Linked DNA regions of Homo sapiens: region 1 is linked to region 2. A link is a loop called in an ENCODE intact Hi-C map of the cell type or tissue named here. Cell type or tissue: ovary. All regions are shown on one strand. Each heading gives the region's core, and the rest is flanking DNA. Links, peaks and the distances in the headings are about the cores only. Region 1 overlaps MIR4713HG (MIR4713 host gene). Region 2 overlaps TRPM7 (transient receptor potential cation channel subfamily M member 7).

Region 1 (8,335 bases), core at 172-8,171, 520 kb before region 2:
GTAAGTCTCAAATGATTAAATGTAATCATTAATGTAATATGATCATTACATATCACTGTAATGATAAAGTTTATTAATGTGTATCAAAGGTTCCCACCAGCTACCCGGCCTCACATTCTTTCAGGAGGGTTGATTATTGTCTTCCCAGGGTGCTGGACATGGTACCTGGATGATATCTCTGTTGTAGTTAATCCTCTAATGCTTGGCTGGTATCTATAATTTTGGTGCTTTACAATAAAGAAACGTGTGTCCCTGTTCGCTATGCTGAGGAAGACTCCTATCTAAGGCTGTGTCTCCAGCTACCTGGGACTAGTGCTGCTCAGTTCCTATGCTGCAGCTACTGGTACCGCAAATCCCTCGCCGTGGTGCAATCACACTTGATCCACATGTGACCCACGTGTGAAATGAATTTTATTACATATGATTTCGGAGTTGAGCTAAGTGCGAGGTGTGATGTGGTATAGTGTTTAGGGGTTGTGACTCCTAAGAGGAAGGGGCAGGAACACAGGGCAGCTATGCCAAGGACACCCAGGGGACATGCAGGAACTTCGTCTTTGATTAAAAAAAAAAAAAGCGAGCCTGATCAGGACAGCAAGGACTCTTTTCAAATTGTGACCCAGGTGACTAAATGAATAGAGTCACAACTATGTGTGCCTTTGGAAACCCTCTGAGACAACCTCATCATGTAGTTGTAACTACACTGTGACTACACTTTAATTTCATCATAACTTTCACTGTCTTTAGCCGTGTTTGGGGTCCTTGATTACTTTAATAAAGGCAGTAGTAGCATGAAGCACACTGTGAACACAGGAAGTTAGGAAATCATTGGCTCACATGGAGCCTTTTAGGCCAGTGGCCTCTGCCGTGCACAGCCCAACACTATTTCTTATTCATCTCTCTTCAAAATTGTCCACTGAAGGCAATTCCAAAAAAAAAAAAAAAAAAAAAGCCATTCCAAAATTCTTCCAAGCAGTGGCAGCATCATTAGAATAACAGTATGATCCCTAAATTTAACGTAGAAGTTCTGGTATGTCTACTGAAAACCAATATTATTCCATTAAAATCACACTTCATTCAGGGGGTTAGGACTGTCTTTTCCTTCATATTTTCAGGGTGTTTCCAAACAAGAGGATCATTTTGAAGCCAGATTGCTAATGTACCTAAAACATTAAATATAATGTGAAATCCTTATTTTCTAATTTAAAAAATGTAATTCACTTTGTAGCTGAAATCAAAACAGAAACGGATGAAATGCAGTTATTAAAATTCAAAGCTGAAAATAAGTGGAAAATAGGAAAGATAGGTGATGAGTTGACTACTGTCCCATAAGAGACAGCCCCTGTTTGTGGCCATTTCTGGACATGTTTTTCTCAATAAAGTAACATGGATGTGGGCTTTTAGGGTGAGTAAAGTACAGTTTTATAAAAATTTTGTAATGTGCTAGTGTTCCCGTACTTTTTACTGTCTGGTATCCTAAGCATGAAGCATGTCCAAGTTTAAAGTAGGAAAACAATAGTCCTAGTGATGCCGAGAAACTCAATTATTCCTCAGAATGCCATGGTCATCTGCACACAAAATGTACCTTTAATGTGACTGTGTAATTTGTAAAGTTGACAAATAAAGTGCTATGAATACTCCTCTCCTCTTTGTGGAAACTGTCTATTTGTTAAAAATTGTTATCCCCACTGATGTCCTTCATCTCCAGAGAATACAGAAGTAAGAGTGGCTTAGACCAGGTCTTCTCAAAGTGTACCCATAGGCTGGGGCTAGTCTGCAAACTGTTTGAGGGTTCCTGGTGAGATAAACATAGATACAAAATCGGTGTCTAGAAAATTTACAGCAATTTGACAACAGCCACATCATTAAGCACATCACCAGAGGATTTGCCTCATGAAAAAGAGTAGAGGCTGGGCATGGTGGCTCACACCTCTAATCCCAGCACTTTGGGAGGCCAAGCCAGGGGTGGATCACTTGAGGTCAGGAGTTTGAGACCATCCTAGCCAACATGGTGAAGCCCCAACCCTACTAAAAGTACCAAAATTAGCTGGACTGGTGGCATATGCCTGTAATCCCAGTTACTTGGGAGGCTGAGGCAGGAGAATCGCTTGCACCTGGGAGGTGAAGGTTGTAGTGAGCTGAGATCACACCACTGCACTCTAGCCTGGGTGACAGAACAAGACTCTGTCGAAAAGAAAGAAAAAAGAAAAGAAAAGAGAGAGAGAGAGAGAGAGAGAAAGAAAGAAAGAAAGAAAGAGAAAGAAAGAAAGAGAGAGAGAAAGGGAAAGAAAGAGAAAAACAGAGAGAAAAGAAAGAAGGAAAGAAAGAGAAAGAAAGAAAGAAAGAAGGAGAAAGAAAGAAAGAAAAAGGGAAGGGAAGGAAGAGTAGAGACTAGTTTTGGTGGTCTTCATTTCATTTTCTAATAATTTATTTTTATCGCATTTTTTAAAGTGTCAGTCCCTATGGGTTGAAAACTAAGAAAAATAATTTGTCCTTCACCCCAGGAACCCTGCCTTAGGCTCTGCTGAGGCTGAATATATGTGTATATATGGGTGCCCCAAAATAAATACAAAAATTCTCTGGAAAGTCTTGTTTCTTTAGAAAACACCAGGGTTGAACATGAGGTCACATTAATAGCAATAGTCACGTACGGCTGGCTGTACCTCCCACCCCTGCTGGCACAGGAACTCCGACCCCTACAACATTTCCCTTGGGAATTTCTGGGCTCCTCAGGCATCCATTCCTGGACCACAACAACTTTATGTGCCTCCCCAGAGTTCCTCCGCTCCAGCTTTTCTGGGAACTTCAGCCATTTGCTCAACAGAAAGTGCCGGCAGCTCCCTTCCCCTCATTTCTTGATAGCTCTCGCTGTCTCAGCTGTCCTGGGTTTGGACTTGTCAGGAAGTGAGAGGCAAACTGGCCTCAAGACCAAGAAGCACAGGCTAGTTTCTTTCTGAACCATAAGATTCCCATTCTTAGTGAACAGGGCCTGGGGACCTCATACAAAGCTGGCTCAGGTTGGGGGTCAGGGTGGGCAGCTGGAGTTAGCAAGTTGTCTGGCCACAGGGGGATGCAGGTGAGCAGGGCTGGAGATGTGGTATGGGCACTGGGGAAGACCTTTGGGGAGAGAATGTGAGATCCAGCGAGGAGACCTGCTTAGAGGAATCTTTAAAGAGCTTACAGGTAGAGATTTCAGATCGAAGGACCATTAGACGTCATGTAGTCTAATGCCTCCTTTTACAAATTAGGACACAGCTTCAGACAGGATACCTGCCGCTGGAGTAGGTGACCCTTGGACAAGAACCCAGAGCCCCCTGAATGGTGTTCCAATGCTTTTAAAGATGATCTCTAATTCCCCACCGTCCTCCCCCAAGCCCCACTGTTTCCACCCCACATCCAGTGACTACACAAACTAGCTTTGCCAGGAGAGCAACCAATTTTAACCAGCCCATCCTAAGACATTCCTATATGTCAGAGCCCAGGTCCCAGTTTGGGGTTATGGCAATTCACCACTCCCCTACAATTACGGAAGCCCAAGCAGCAGCCGGGGTTTCACTCAGCCTCGCTCTCTTTTCCAGGGTGCTCTTGCAAGGAGTCGGGAGAGAGCCCTGCTATGCTCACATCCGCCAGCAGGGGGCAGATAGGGAAAAGGTTTACCGGCTTTGAAGCCGGGCAGCTCCCGGTAGAGGGGAGCCTGCCTGCCTTGGTTTCTAGCAGGGCTGCTCACTGAACTGGGCTGCCTGCCAGGGGCCAGCAGTAAAAAGCCAGTCAGGTTGGTATTACTGTCTGGTAAAATGAAAATACCCCTAAATGCTCATTTGCTCCATCATTTCAGATTCCCTAGTGGCTGGCTCCAATCCGGGCACTTGAGTTTACATCATAACCTGGTCGCTGAAGAGCTGTGACCTTGGGGAAGTTACTCTGTGGTTTCCACATTTGAAAAAGCGGAGAACCATAGTGCCCACCTACTGGGGTTGTTGGGTGAAACAAATTAGAAATTTCCTGCTATGTAGTAAGTACTCAATACATATTAGCCAGCAATAATACGTGATTTTACTTTTAACTCATCCTTTAAACAAGTATTTATTGAGCATCTACTATGCTTAAGGCCCTGACCCAAACAAGCGTTTAGAAGACAGAAAAATTAATAAGACGCTCCTTCAAAAATGTTACAATTATTTTCTATCATTTATCTATTATCAACACTGTAATCTCTTATTTCTTTGATTGCCCCTGTTATGAGGAAGCTCAGCACCAAAGCTGAAGGCCTATCTTTGCTGCTCTTTTGATCCTCAGGACCAGCGGCTCTACATGCTTCTTTTCTGTTGGTTCTCGTATTCCATTCTATTTTATTTATTAAGTCACTGCATACATCTCTTGCCTGACCTGCTCCATGCCGGGGTCTGGGCTTGCTGCCTTACTGATGGGAGTCAGAGCGGAGCACTTTGGGGAAAGGAAGGCCACTAACGGGTCTGGGCTTGCTGCCTTACTGATGGGAGTCAGAGCGGAGCACTTTGGGGAAAGGAAGTCCACTAACCCCCCTCCCCCACCTCCCCCCCAACCACCGGCAAAAAAAAAAAAAAAAAAAAAAAAAAAATATTTACAGGTAAGGAAGTGACTAACGAGGCCTGAGGGGATGAGAGACGGAGGAGAAACAGCAACAATGAAAACACCTCTGAGAAAGACAGGATCGGAGACTCTGGGGAAAGAAAGAAAACACAGTGAAAGTAAAGACCTTGCCAAGGGCCAGCCCATCATGCGGGCAGAGAAGAAAAGAAAGGGACAAAAGAAAGGGACGATGTGGAAGTGTGAGCTGAAAAGCACAGGTTCAGAAATAAGTTGCTTTTAGTATCCATTTCAGGAGCAGAGCAAGGGACAGCGAGGCCAACTAGCGATAGATTTCCCATCAAGAGACAGAGAAGGGCAGGGGGTAGAAATCACTGTTTCCGGAGTGGAAAAACACAACTGAGTGTCTGAAGGGAGAAAGTCACAGCGTCAGCTGGCTGGACAGCTGAGTGTCCAGGTTCACCGGCCAGCTCGGGCAGCTGCTTTCGTCCCCTCACCCCTGAGCCAGTCTGTAGCCAGGATGTAAATAAGTCACCTGCATATGTTAAAAATATAACAGGACAGCCACTGGCCTTGCTCAGCAATGTTGAAGAATCCTGCAGATGGAATGGTGCACTTCAAGGAAGAGAAAGTACAAAAGAAAAATTGCTGATTATGGCAAAGGAGATAACAGGCTGATTCATCTGTTAAGCCTGGGTCAAGAAAATGTCTTGGCCAAACAACTGACCACTTTTCTTTTAAAGACTAAGAAGACCCCATAAAAATGTGCACCTCTGTTGGCCAAAAGGTATGTGCTGGAACCATACATTGGAAACTGCCCCCAATGTCTGCCAATTGCAGAATGGGTGAATACATTGTATTTTGAGACAGCAATGAGAATGACAAACTTCAACTACATACAACAATGTGGCTGAATCTCACAGCAGAACGTTTTGGTTTCTGTGCCCCCTCCCAATAATAAAGCAAGTTTCAAATATATACATAAAATTGTTTCAACATTTCTTTACGCCATATAAACTTGCAGTTGTTTTGACTTCTTTGAACCAGTTGTAACATCTTACCAGTTCCCTCGTTCAACTAGGGAGTTAAATAAAATCTTTGATATGTGTTCATTGTACATTTCCATGAGAACCATGATTTTACTTATTTAAAAAGACTATCCTCTATCACATGGGAAGAGGTCAGGTTCAGATGCGTGGCCCCTGGGTTTCCTGAGGAAGGCCCCCTCTTCACTGTACCATGATCTGCTGGCAGGAGGCCCAGTGGACCTCATAGGGCAGGCGTGAGGCCAGGGCCCAGGTTGGCCTTGTCCTCCGCTTCCTGGCCAGGGTTGGCATGGACAGCGGAAGGCAGAGTGGATTTTGGAAGGAACTCTGCCTGGCCCAAAGGCAATAAACAGTGAGCAGGGAAGGATTGTGGCAAGGCCAGAGCTGCGGGCCCCATCATGGGCTGCCCAGGGGCTGAGGGACCAAACTGGATTGCTGGAATTTGGTGGTGCAAAAAAAGAAAACAATGTGGCTAACTGGGGAGGCGCAAACACAGGATCCTGAAGGACTGAGGTTTAGGTTCTTCTTTCCCTGTCCCATCACGCCTGTACAGGAATTTCTTTTAAGAGAAGAAGTAGCTAGTGATGGCAGTCGTAATGGCTGGCATTTATTAAGCATTTGTTCTTTGCCAGGCAGGATGCCCAGGGAGCAGCATGTCCTGTCATTTCATTCCTCATTTATCACATGCTAAAGGCAACCGTATGAGGGGGTGCATGTTACTGCCTCTTTCTAGCTGGGAAGTGACAAGGAGCTGGGATTTAAACCCAGGCTAAGCCAATCAGCCCCACTGTGTGTGGAGCAGGCTGAGAGGCCTGATCCTAGATGCTAGGATGTGAGGGTGGATCTGACGTGCTGGCAGGACCTCCAGGCAGCACTGTCCAGCCAGAAGTTGAAATGTAGGGCTGATGCTAAGGAGAGGTCAAATATGTTATTCATTTAGCATATATTAATAGAGGTTCTCCTAGGAAAGGGAACTAGGTCCCTTTTCTAGTTCTGTGGTCTGGGCAAATTAACAAATTCCCCAAGTTTCATTTCTTCCTCTTTAAAATGTCAGTGATACCACAGTACCTATTTCCTGGGTTGGGAAAGGGCAGTGTGAAAATTAAGTAAGGTGATATACGTGAGGCTCTTGGTACCACCTCTGCCCTGAACATGTGATAAATGGCAGCTATTTTCATTGTTATTGTCCACGAGAGACTGCAGCTTCTGGTGGAGGATGCATTGAGTAAGTGCTTGTGGCTCTTGGGTTTTTTGATCAACAGAGCACTATTCATCATTATTATTTTCCCATGACCTAAAAAACACATTGTAACCCTCCCAAGGTGAAGTATAGAACGAAACTAAAAATAAGTCAAGTTATCATTAATTTACCAAAGCAAAAAGTAAGTATTTTACAATTCTTAACCACAGGAACAAAGATGCATAAGGAATCTCTTTCTTTCTTTCTTTCTTTCTTTCTTTCTTTCTTTCTTTTTTTTTTTTTTTTTTTTTTTGAGACAGGGTCTCTCTCTGTCACCCAGGCTGGAATACAGTGGCATGATGTTGGCTCACTGCAACCTCCACCTCCTGGGCTCAAGCAATTCTCCCACCTCAGCCTCCTCAGTAGCTGGGACCAGCAGGCCCAGCTAATTTTGTATTTTTTGTAGAGGCAGGGTTTCTCTATGTTGACCAGGCTGGTTGTGAACTCCTGGGCTAAAGCAATCCGCCCACCTTGGCCTCCCAAAGTGCTGAGATTACAGGTGTGAGCCACCATGCCTGCACAGGAATTTCTTTTAAGAGAAGAAGTAGCTAGTGATGGCAGTCGTAATGGCTGGCATTTATTAAGCATTTGTTCTCTGCCAGGCAGGATGCCCAGGGAGCAGCGTGTCCTGTCGTTTCATTCCTCATTTATCACATGCTAAAGGCAACCACATGAGGGGGTGCATGTTACTGCGTCTTTCTAGTTGGGAAGTGACAAGGAGCTGGATTTAAACCCAGGCTAAGCCAATCAGCCCCACTGTGTGTGGAGGAGGCTGAGAGGCCTGATCCTAGATGCTAGGATGTGAGGGTGGATCTGACATGCTGGCAGGACCTCGGGCAGCACTGTCCAGCCAGAAGTTGAAATGTAGGACTGATGATAAGGAGAGGTCAGACATGTTATTCATTTAGCATATATTAATGGAGGGCCTATTATGTGTCAGGCACTGTTCTAGGCTGAATAAAACAGGCAAAAATCCCTGCTTCCATAGGGCTATAATTTCAGTGGAGCATTTAGATACTAAACATCATAAATAAGTAAAACATATAGTATGTTAGCTAGGGATAAGATTGGTAGAGAAAATTAGAGAGAGAAAGGATACAGAGAGCCAGGGGTGGGGGTAGAGTGTGCAAGTGTACTTAGGGTGGTCAGGGAAGGCCTCATTTAGGGGCATTTGTGTAAAACCTGAAGGAGGTGAGGGAATAAGCCATGCAGCTCTTTGGGAGAAGAACATTCTGGATGGCGGGAACAGCGGTGCAAAGGCCCTAAGGTGAGAGGACACTTGTCATGTTTGAGGAGCAACAGGAAGCCATTGTGGCTGGACCAAAGTGGATGAGGGCACGCATGTTAGAGACGTGTTGGAGAGAGGCAGGAGGTGCAGACCCAGAGGGGCCTTCTATGCTGAGTGACTCGAAGGTGGTCCTGAGCAGACCAAATACACGGGCTGGCTTAGGTAAAAGAACTATTCTGGTCACTTCATGGACAATGA
Region 2 (8,335 bases), core at 121-8,120:
GGTCTCGAACTCCTGACCTCAAGTGATCCACCCACCTTGGCCCCCCAAAGTGCTGGGATTACAAGCGTGAGCCACCGCCCGGTCATGCATTTTATTTTGACAAGTGCAGAGACACATACTCTGGGGCAATCCTTAGTAGATTAGAAAAGTCATTAAATAGATTTCTGGATGGGTGTAACTCTTTGTTAAAAGCAGCAGGAAAAGACTGGGCATGGTGGCTCTTGCCTGTAATCCCAGTGCTTTGGGAGGCTGAGGCGGGAGGATTGCTTGAAGCTAGGAGTTTGAGACCAGCCTGGCCAACGTAGATAACCCCACCTCTACTAAAAATATAAAAATCAGCTGGACGTGATGGTGTGCGCCTGTAATCCCAGCTCCTTGTGAGACTGGGGCATGAGAATTGGTTGAATCCAGGAGATGGAGGTTGCAGTGACTCCAGATTGCGCCACTGCACCCCAGCCTGGGTGACAAAACAAGACTCTGTCTCAAAAAAAAAAAAAAATATATATATATATATATATATATATATTATATATATACACATATATATAATATATATATATATAAATGAAATAAAACCTGTAGAAACCTATCATGAATGTATCAACAAAAGTATCAACACCCTGCTCACTGATAGATAATGGGTTGATATGGCTTACTCGCAGTGTGAACGTCCAAGCGTCCAAGTTTTCTGTTTTGTTTTTTTTGGATAGTGTTTTGCTCTGTTGCCCATGTCAGAGTGCAGTGACATCATCATGGCTTACTGTATTCCCAACCTCCTAGGCTCAAGTGATCCTGCCACTTCAGCCTCCCAAGTACCTAAAATGACAGGCCCATACCACCAACCTGGCTAATTAAAAAATTTTTTTGACTGGGTGCGGTGGTTAATGCCTGTAATCCCAGCACTTTGGAAGGCTGAGGCGGGTGGATCACCAGGTCAAGAGATCGAGACCATCCTGGCCAACATGGTGAAACCCCATCTCTACTAAAAATACAAAAATTAGCCGGGCGTGGTGGCACGCACCTGTAGTCCCAGCTACTCGGGAGGCTGAGGCAGGTGAATCTCTTGAACCCAGGAGGTGGAGGTTGCAGTGAGCTGAGATCACGCCATTGCACTCCAGCCTGGGTGACAGAGCGAGACTTCGTCTCAAAAAAATTTTTTTTTTTGTTTTTGCAAAGATGGGTTTCTCACTCTGTTGCCCAGGTTGATCTTGAACTCCTGGGCTTAAGTGGTCCTCTTGCCTTGGCCTCCCAAAGTGTTGGGGTTACAGGCATAAGCCACTGCACCTGGCCTTAAGTTTTTAAATATATAGAACTTTTCTACCAATTGTTACAGAATTATAGATGCTTTTCAATAATATCTTTAAAACTCTCATAGGGTTCGTATCTAAAATGTCAGTAATATCTAATTATTAATTAGTTGAGTAGTTGGCAGCCAGTTTAGAGTAAGAGTGGAACTCTGTGACATAATAAAATTATGTATATGTGTGTGTGTGTGTATATATATATATATATATATATATTTTTTTTTTTTAAAGAATGGAACTAGAGAGTAGGGTCTGTAAGAGTGTCAGAAAGTCAAATGTATTGAACTCTGATAGGGGAAGTCAGAGAGTGCCAGCTTATTTCAACATTTTGCTTTAGGCTAGTCTTATTTGTCATTGTCTGTGTCACCCTTGGCAGGCATGTTGGTCACCCTTGGCAGGCATGTTGACCCATGTACAAATTTATCACATAACTCTGAATTTCTAGGTGTTGGTTTTTGTTTTTGTTTTTGTTTTTGTTTTTGTTTTTTTTTTTTGAGAGAGAGTCTCACTCTGTTGCCCAGGCTGGAGTGCAATGGTGCATCTTGGCTCACTGCAAGCTCTGCCTCTTGGGTTCACGCCATCCTCCTGCCTCAGCCTCCCGAGTAGCTGGGACTACAGGCGCCCACCACCACGCCCGGCTGATTTTTTGTATTTTTTTAGTAGAGACGTGGTTTCACCATATCGGTCAGACTGGTCTCAATCTCCTGACCTCGTGATCCGCCCGCCTCGGCCTCCCAAAGTGCTGGGATTATAGGCATGAGCCACTGCGCCCAGCCAATTTCTAGGTCTTTAGTGTCATTTAACTTTCTTTTCTTGAGCACATGAACTTTATTAGTAGGCAATTTCTTTTAATTTGATTACCGTTCTTTTGAATATGGGTCACATTTTCCTGTCCATTACCATATCTAGTCATTTTGGAGTGTATATTGGACATTGGGATTGTTACTTAGTAGAGGCTCTGGGTTACCTTTTGTTTTTTTTTTTTTTTTTTTTTTGATACGGGGTCTTGTTCTGTTGCCCAGGCTGGAGTGCAGTGGCGTGATCTCAGCTCACTGCAAGCTCTGTCCCCCAGATTCAAGCAATTCTTCTGCCTCAGCCTCCTGAGTAGCCGGGATTACAGGCGCGTGACACCACACCCGGCTAATTTTTGTGTTTTTAGTAGGGATGGGGTTTCACCATGTTGGTCAGGCTGGTCTCAAACTTCTGACCTTGCGATCCGCCTGCCTTGGCCTCCCAAAGTGCTGGGATTATAGGTGTGAGCCACCACGCCCAGCCTCTGGGTTCTCTTTTAATCCTGTGCTCTGTGTGTGTGTGTGTTGTTGTTGTTGTTATGTACTGAATGTGATCTCCCTCGCTCCCCGAGAATTCATATCTTGAAGCCCTAACCTCCAGTGTGATGGTATTTGGAGATGAGAACTTTGGGAGATGGAGGTAATCAGGGGTAGATGAGGTCATGAGGGTGGGGCCCTGGGTCTGATAGGATTTATGTCCTTAGAAGAAGAGATACCAGAGAGCTTATTCACTCCCTCTTCACTGTGTGAAGACACAGTGAGGAGGCAGCTGTCTGAGAGCCTTCATCAGACACTGGCCCTCCTGGAATCTTGATCCTGAACTTTCAGTCTCCAGAACTGTGAGAAAATTTGTTTCAGTTGTTATCCCACCAAGTCTGTGTGGTATTGGTTGTGGCATCCCAAGCCGACTAAGACAGTTGTTGATTAACTTCATTGTACTCAAACTCCAAACTGTCTCTCCTACAATGGGCAGCAGGAATATCTGCTCAGTTATTTTATTTAGCTGGGCTGCCTGGAGGCTGCCCCATGTGTACGATCTTCATGGGTCAGTGAGAGATTTGTGTAGAATTAATATTAAGTATTTAGGATTCCTTTTCTCAACTCTTGCGGAAACTTTCCCATCACTTTCCAGCTGCTGTTTTCACCTTGAACTGGGTATTCTGGTTCTATAAGTCAGTAAGACTGTGGGATTTCTATTGATATTTTGCTGTTCACTAGGCATAGGATGGGGACTGTTTTCAGGCAAAAAGCCTTAAAAATTGGGAAACTCACTCAATACCATTCCTTTATTCTAAGTATAGACTCCGTCTGGTTTCTGCTTGCTTTTGGTTGCTCTTCAGTGTCCTCAAGTCTTTTTTATCTTTTTATTAAAAAAAAAATTTAAACGATAGAGATGAGGTCTCGCTGTGTTGACCAGGCTGGTCTCAAACTCCTGGCCTCAAGCAGTCCTCCCATCTTGGCCTCCCAAAGTGCTAGGATTACAGGTGTGAGCCACTGTGTCTAGCCTCTTTTTTATCTTTTGTCCAGAATTTATGGTGGTTATCTGAGGGATGGTTAGCCTAATAGGACCTACTTCTCCATAGCTAGAATTTTCTAATTTTAATATATATAATCATAGAATGTATTTGTTAAAAAAAAATTTGATTTCCACATGTTACCTTAACAGCAGAATTTTTTAGGAATCTTTAATTTTTTCCCCCAATTTTTGCTAGCAGCATCTAGGCAGGAAGGATGTGCTGGTAGTGATTTGTTTAGAGAGTAAGGTGTGCTTAGGTTTATTTGTAATACATGTCCCTTATTGCTGGTAGACTGGTGTAAGAATTTATAATTTAAGGAGTTTTGAAGTGATCACCATCATAGTTGAAATTTGACTATGTGCCATGCATTGTGCTAAAACAACTTACATGGATCATTTTGTTTAATCACCAGAGTAACATTGTGAGTAAGTACTGTTGTTATCCTATTTTACAGGTAAGGAAGCAAAAAGAGGCTCTGAAACTTGCACAAGGTTGCACACATAGTAAACAGCAGAGCTGGGATCCTAACTCAGACCAGTCTGATTCCAGAATCTGTACTATTTAACCACTGAAGATCACCAACTGATCTTTAAGATTCCCTGCTCTACTAGCATTCTGTGGATATAGTTACTTTTTACATTACTTGGAACATACAAATTTAGGAATTTTCAGATTTGTGTTTGTAGTTTGCCACCTCTTGGTAAAATCTGGTAGTGCAACCTAGCAAAATTAAAAAGCAAAGTGTATAAAACTAGGATTTTTATATGTATTTATAACCAGGGCACATTTGATTGGGTAACTGATGGCAGAGAAGAAACTTAGAATTTCAAAAACTATAAAAACTTTTTTTTATCATTAGGTGATATTTACAACTTTCAGCTGGGGTATGTGAATATTGGATTTGTGAAGCCGATTCCTGTGTAACAAGTGAAGGCCGTAAATGATGAGAATGCTACGTGTGGGAAGAATGTATGTACATTTGGCTGTTACATAAACAGAATGAGAGGTAGTAAGTTTTTGAAATAAACAAAATTGGTGAATGAGGTAGGGAAGGCTGTAGGAGATTTTCTTTTTTTTTTTTTGAAATGGAATTTTGCTCTTGTCGCCTGGGTTGGAGTGCAATGGCGTGATCTTGGCTCACTGCAACCTCTGTGTCCTGGGTTCAGTCGATTCTCCTGCCTCAGCCTTCTGAGTAGCTGAGGTTACAGGTGCCCGCCACCATGCCCAGCTAATTTTTATATTTTTAGTAGAGACTGGGTTTCACCATGTTGGCCAGGCTGGTCTCAAACTCCTGACCTCAGGTGATCCACCTGCCTCGGCTTCCCAAAGTGTTGGGATAACAGGCATGAGCCACCGTGCCCAGCCAGGAGATTTTCTTGAAACATGCTAATGTCATTATGTGTCCCTGTAGGCATAAAATTTAGTAAAAATCTGTGAGTATGGGAGTGACACAATTTAAGTGACTTTTAGCAAATTGTTTGCTAAAGTTTTGGGTGGATTTGCCAATGAGAAACAACTCTGGTTTCCAGCTCTTGGAAAAAACCCAAAACTATGGGATGTAGTAGAGGGGATGATATATTCGAAGTGTTGAAGAACAAAAAAACAAAAACAAACCCATTATCCAAGAATACTGTACCTGGCACAGCTCTCCTTTAGAAATGAAGGAGATTTGAAGATTTTCCCAGACAAAAGCTCAGAGACTAGACCTGTGTTACAAGAAATGCTAACAGAATTTCTTCAAGCTGAAAGACAAGGTTGCTAATTAGTAACAAAAAGAATATGAAAAGTATGAAACTTACTGGTAAATGTAAATAGAGTTAATTTAGAATACTCTAATACCATAATGGTGGTATGCAAATCATTTGTATTTTTAGTATGAAGGTTAAAAGACAAAAACCATTAAAAATAATAATAGCAACAATAATTTGTTAAGGGATACATAGTACAAAAACATATACATTGTGACATCAGAAATTTATTAGAAACCAGGCACTGGCTGGGTGCCACGGCTCACCCCTGTAATCCCAGCACTTTGGGAGGCTGAGGCGGGTGGATCACCTGAGATCAGGAGTTCAAGAAAAGCCTGACCAACATGGTGAAACCTCATCTCTACTAAAAATACAAAAATTAGCTGGGCTTCTGGGCATGGTGGCTCACGCCTGTAATCCTAGCACTTTGGGAGGCCGAGGCAGATGGATCACTTGAGGTCAGGGGTTTGAGACCAGCCTGGTCAACATGGTGAAACCCCATCTCTACTAAAAATACAAAAATTAGCTGGGCGTGGTGGCAGGTACCTGTTATCTCAGCTACTCCAGAGGCTGAGACAGGAGAATCGCTTGAACCTGGGAGGTGGAGGTTGCAGTGAGCCGAGATCATGCCATTGCCCTCCAGCCTGGGCGACAGAGTAAAACTCCATCTCAAGAAACAAAACAGAAAACCAGAATGCAATAATACCACCTTATTCCAGCAAGAATGGCCATAATACATAAAACAACAAATAATAGACATTTATGTGGATGTGGTAAACAGGGAACACTTCTACACTGCTGGTAGGAATGTAAACTAGTACAACCACTATGGGAAACAATGTGGAGATTCCTTAGGATACCATTTGATACAGCAGTCCCACTACTGGGTATCTACCAGAGGAAAATAAGTCATTATAAGAAAAAGATACTTGCGTACGCATGTTTATAGCAGCGTAATTCATAATTGCAAAAATGTGGAACCAACTCAAATGCCCATCAAGTCAACGAGTGGATAAAGAAACTGTGGTATATATATATATATACGAGGGAATACTTCTCAGCCATAAAAAGGAATGAATTAATGGCATTCACAGTGACCTGGATGAGATTGGAGACTCTTAATTCTAAGTGAAGTAACTCAGGAATGGAAAACCAAACATCATATGTTCCCACTCATAAGTGGGAGCTGAGCTATGAGGACGCAAAGGCATAAGAATGACACAATGGACTTTGGGGACTCAGGGAGAAAGGGTGGGAAGGGGGTCAGGGATAAAAGACTACAAATAGGGTGCAGTGTGTACCGGTCGGGCAATGGGTGCACCAAAATCTCACAAGTCACCACTAAAGAACTAACTTATGTAACTAAACACTACCTGTTTCCAATAACCTATGGAAATAAGTAAAAAACAATAAAAATAAAAAATAGTATAGGTGTATAAGGCATTTACTGTGAATGGAGCTTGTGGACCTGGAAGTTGTTCTGGGCGAGTCAGTGAGTGAGTGGTGAGTGAATGTGAAGGCCTAGGGCATTACACTTATGTAGACTTGATAAACACTGTACACCTAGCCTACACTAAATTTATAAAAAGTATTTTTTTATTCAATAATAAATTAACGCTAGCTTACTGTAACTTTTTAATTTAACAGATTTGTAAACATTTTAAAACTTTTTGACTCTTGTAATAACACTTCGTATAAAACACATTGTACAGCTGCATAAAAACATTTTCTTTATATACTTATTCTATAAGCTTTTTTTTTTTTTTTTTTTTTTTTTTTGAGACAGAGTCTCACTCTGTCACCCTGGCTGGAGTGCAGTGGCTCACTGCAACCTCTGCTTCCCTGGTTCAAGCGATTCTCCTGCCTCAGCCTCCTGAGTAGCTGGGATGAGAGGCATCCGCCACCACACTTGGCTAATTTTTATATTTTTAGTAGTGATGGGGTTTCACCACATTGATCAGGCTGGTCTCGAACTCGTGACCTCAGATGATCCGCCTGCCTCAGCCTCCCAAAGTGCTGGGGTTACAGGCGTGAGCCACCGCACCTGGCTACTTTTTTCTATTTCAACATTTTAAAATTATTTTACTTTTTAAACTTTTTGTTCAAACCTAAGGCACAAATATACACGTTAGCCTAGGCCTACACGGGGTCAGGATCATCAGTAGAATTGTCTTCCACCTCTCATCTTGCCTCATGGAAGGTTTTGAGGGACAATAACATGAATGGAGTTGTCATTTTCTATGATAACAGTGCCTTCTGGAATACTTCCTGAAGGACCTGCCTGAGGCTGTTTTACAGTTAAAAAAAAAAATAGGTAGGAGTGGCCGGGCGAGGTGGCTCACGCCTGTAATCCTAGCACTTTGGGAGGCCAAGGTGGGCGGATCACGTCACGAGGTCAGGAGATCCAGAACATCCTGGCTAACATGGTGAAAATGTCTCTACTAAAAATACAAAAAATTAGCTGGGTGTGGTGGTGGTTGCCTGTAGTCCCAGCTGCTCAGGAGGCTGAGGCAGGAGAATGGCGTGAACCCGGGAGATGAGCTTGCAGTGAGCCAAGATCATGCCACTGCACTCCAGCCTGGGCGACAGTGAGACTCCGTCTCAAAAAACAAAAACAAAAACCAACCAAACAAAAATAGGTAGGAGTACACTCTAACCATAAAAAGCGTAGTCTAGTAAATACATAAATCAGTAACATAGTCATTTATTATTACAAAGTATTATGTACTGTACATAGTTGTATATGCCATACTTCTATGTAACTGGCAGTGCAGGTTTGTTTACACCAATATCAAAACAAATACCCAAGTAGTCCTGGTGCTATGAACTTATGATGGCTGCGATGTTAGTAGGCCATAGGAATTTTTTTTTTTCGAGACAAGTTCTCTCACCCAGGCTGGAGTGTAGTGGCGTGATCATAGCTTACTTTAACCTCAAACTCCTGGGCTCAAATGATCCTCCCACCTTAGCTTCCC

Evidence for each region. A loop is a pair of places that touch in the nucleus more often than their neighbours do. Peaks named below come from ENCODE experiments on the same cell type or tissue, not always from the same donor. Only the 100,000 strongest peaks of a DNase experiment are listed, where the experiment ranks them.
Region 1: it touches region 2 in a loop (4-fold over the local background); 3 of 110 quality-filtered maps call a loop at or near these places.

Annotation. Positions count from the first base shown.
Region 1 is chr15:51,188,153-51,196,487 of GRCh38, reverse strand. The region is part of intron 1 of MIR4713HG (MIR4713 host gene); the gene reads right to left. Among named protein-coding and RNA genes, the nearest start is that of MIR4713, 50 kb to the left of the region's middle. In ovary, for the core only: a CTCF peak has its summit at 3,649 (motif pointing right); a DNase peak (open chromatin) is centred at 3,627.
Region 2 is chr15:50,671,703-50,680,037 of GRCh38, reverse strand. All of the region lies in intron 1 of TRPM7 (transient receptor potential cation channel subfamily M member 7), which reads left to right. The region is part of intron 1 of LOC128092252; the gene reads left to right. Among named protein-coding and RNA genes, the nearest start is that of TRPM7, 11 kb to the left of the region's middle. RefSeq lists enhancers at 1,980-2,480, 2,481-2,981. In ovary, for the core only: a CTCF peak has its summit at 4,305; no DNase peak of the experiment used is centred there.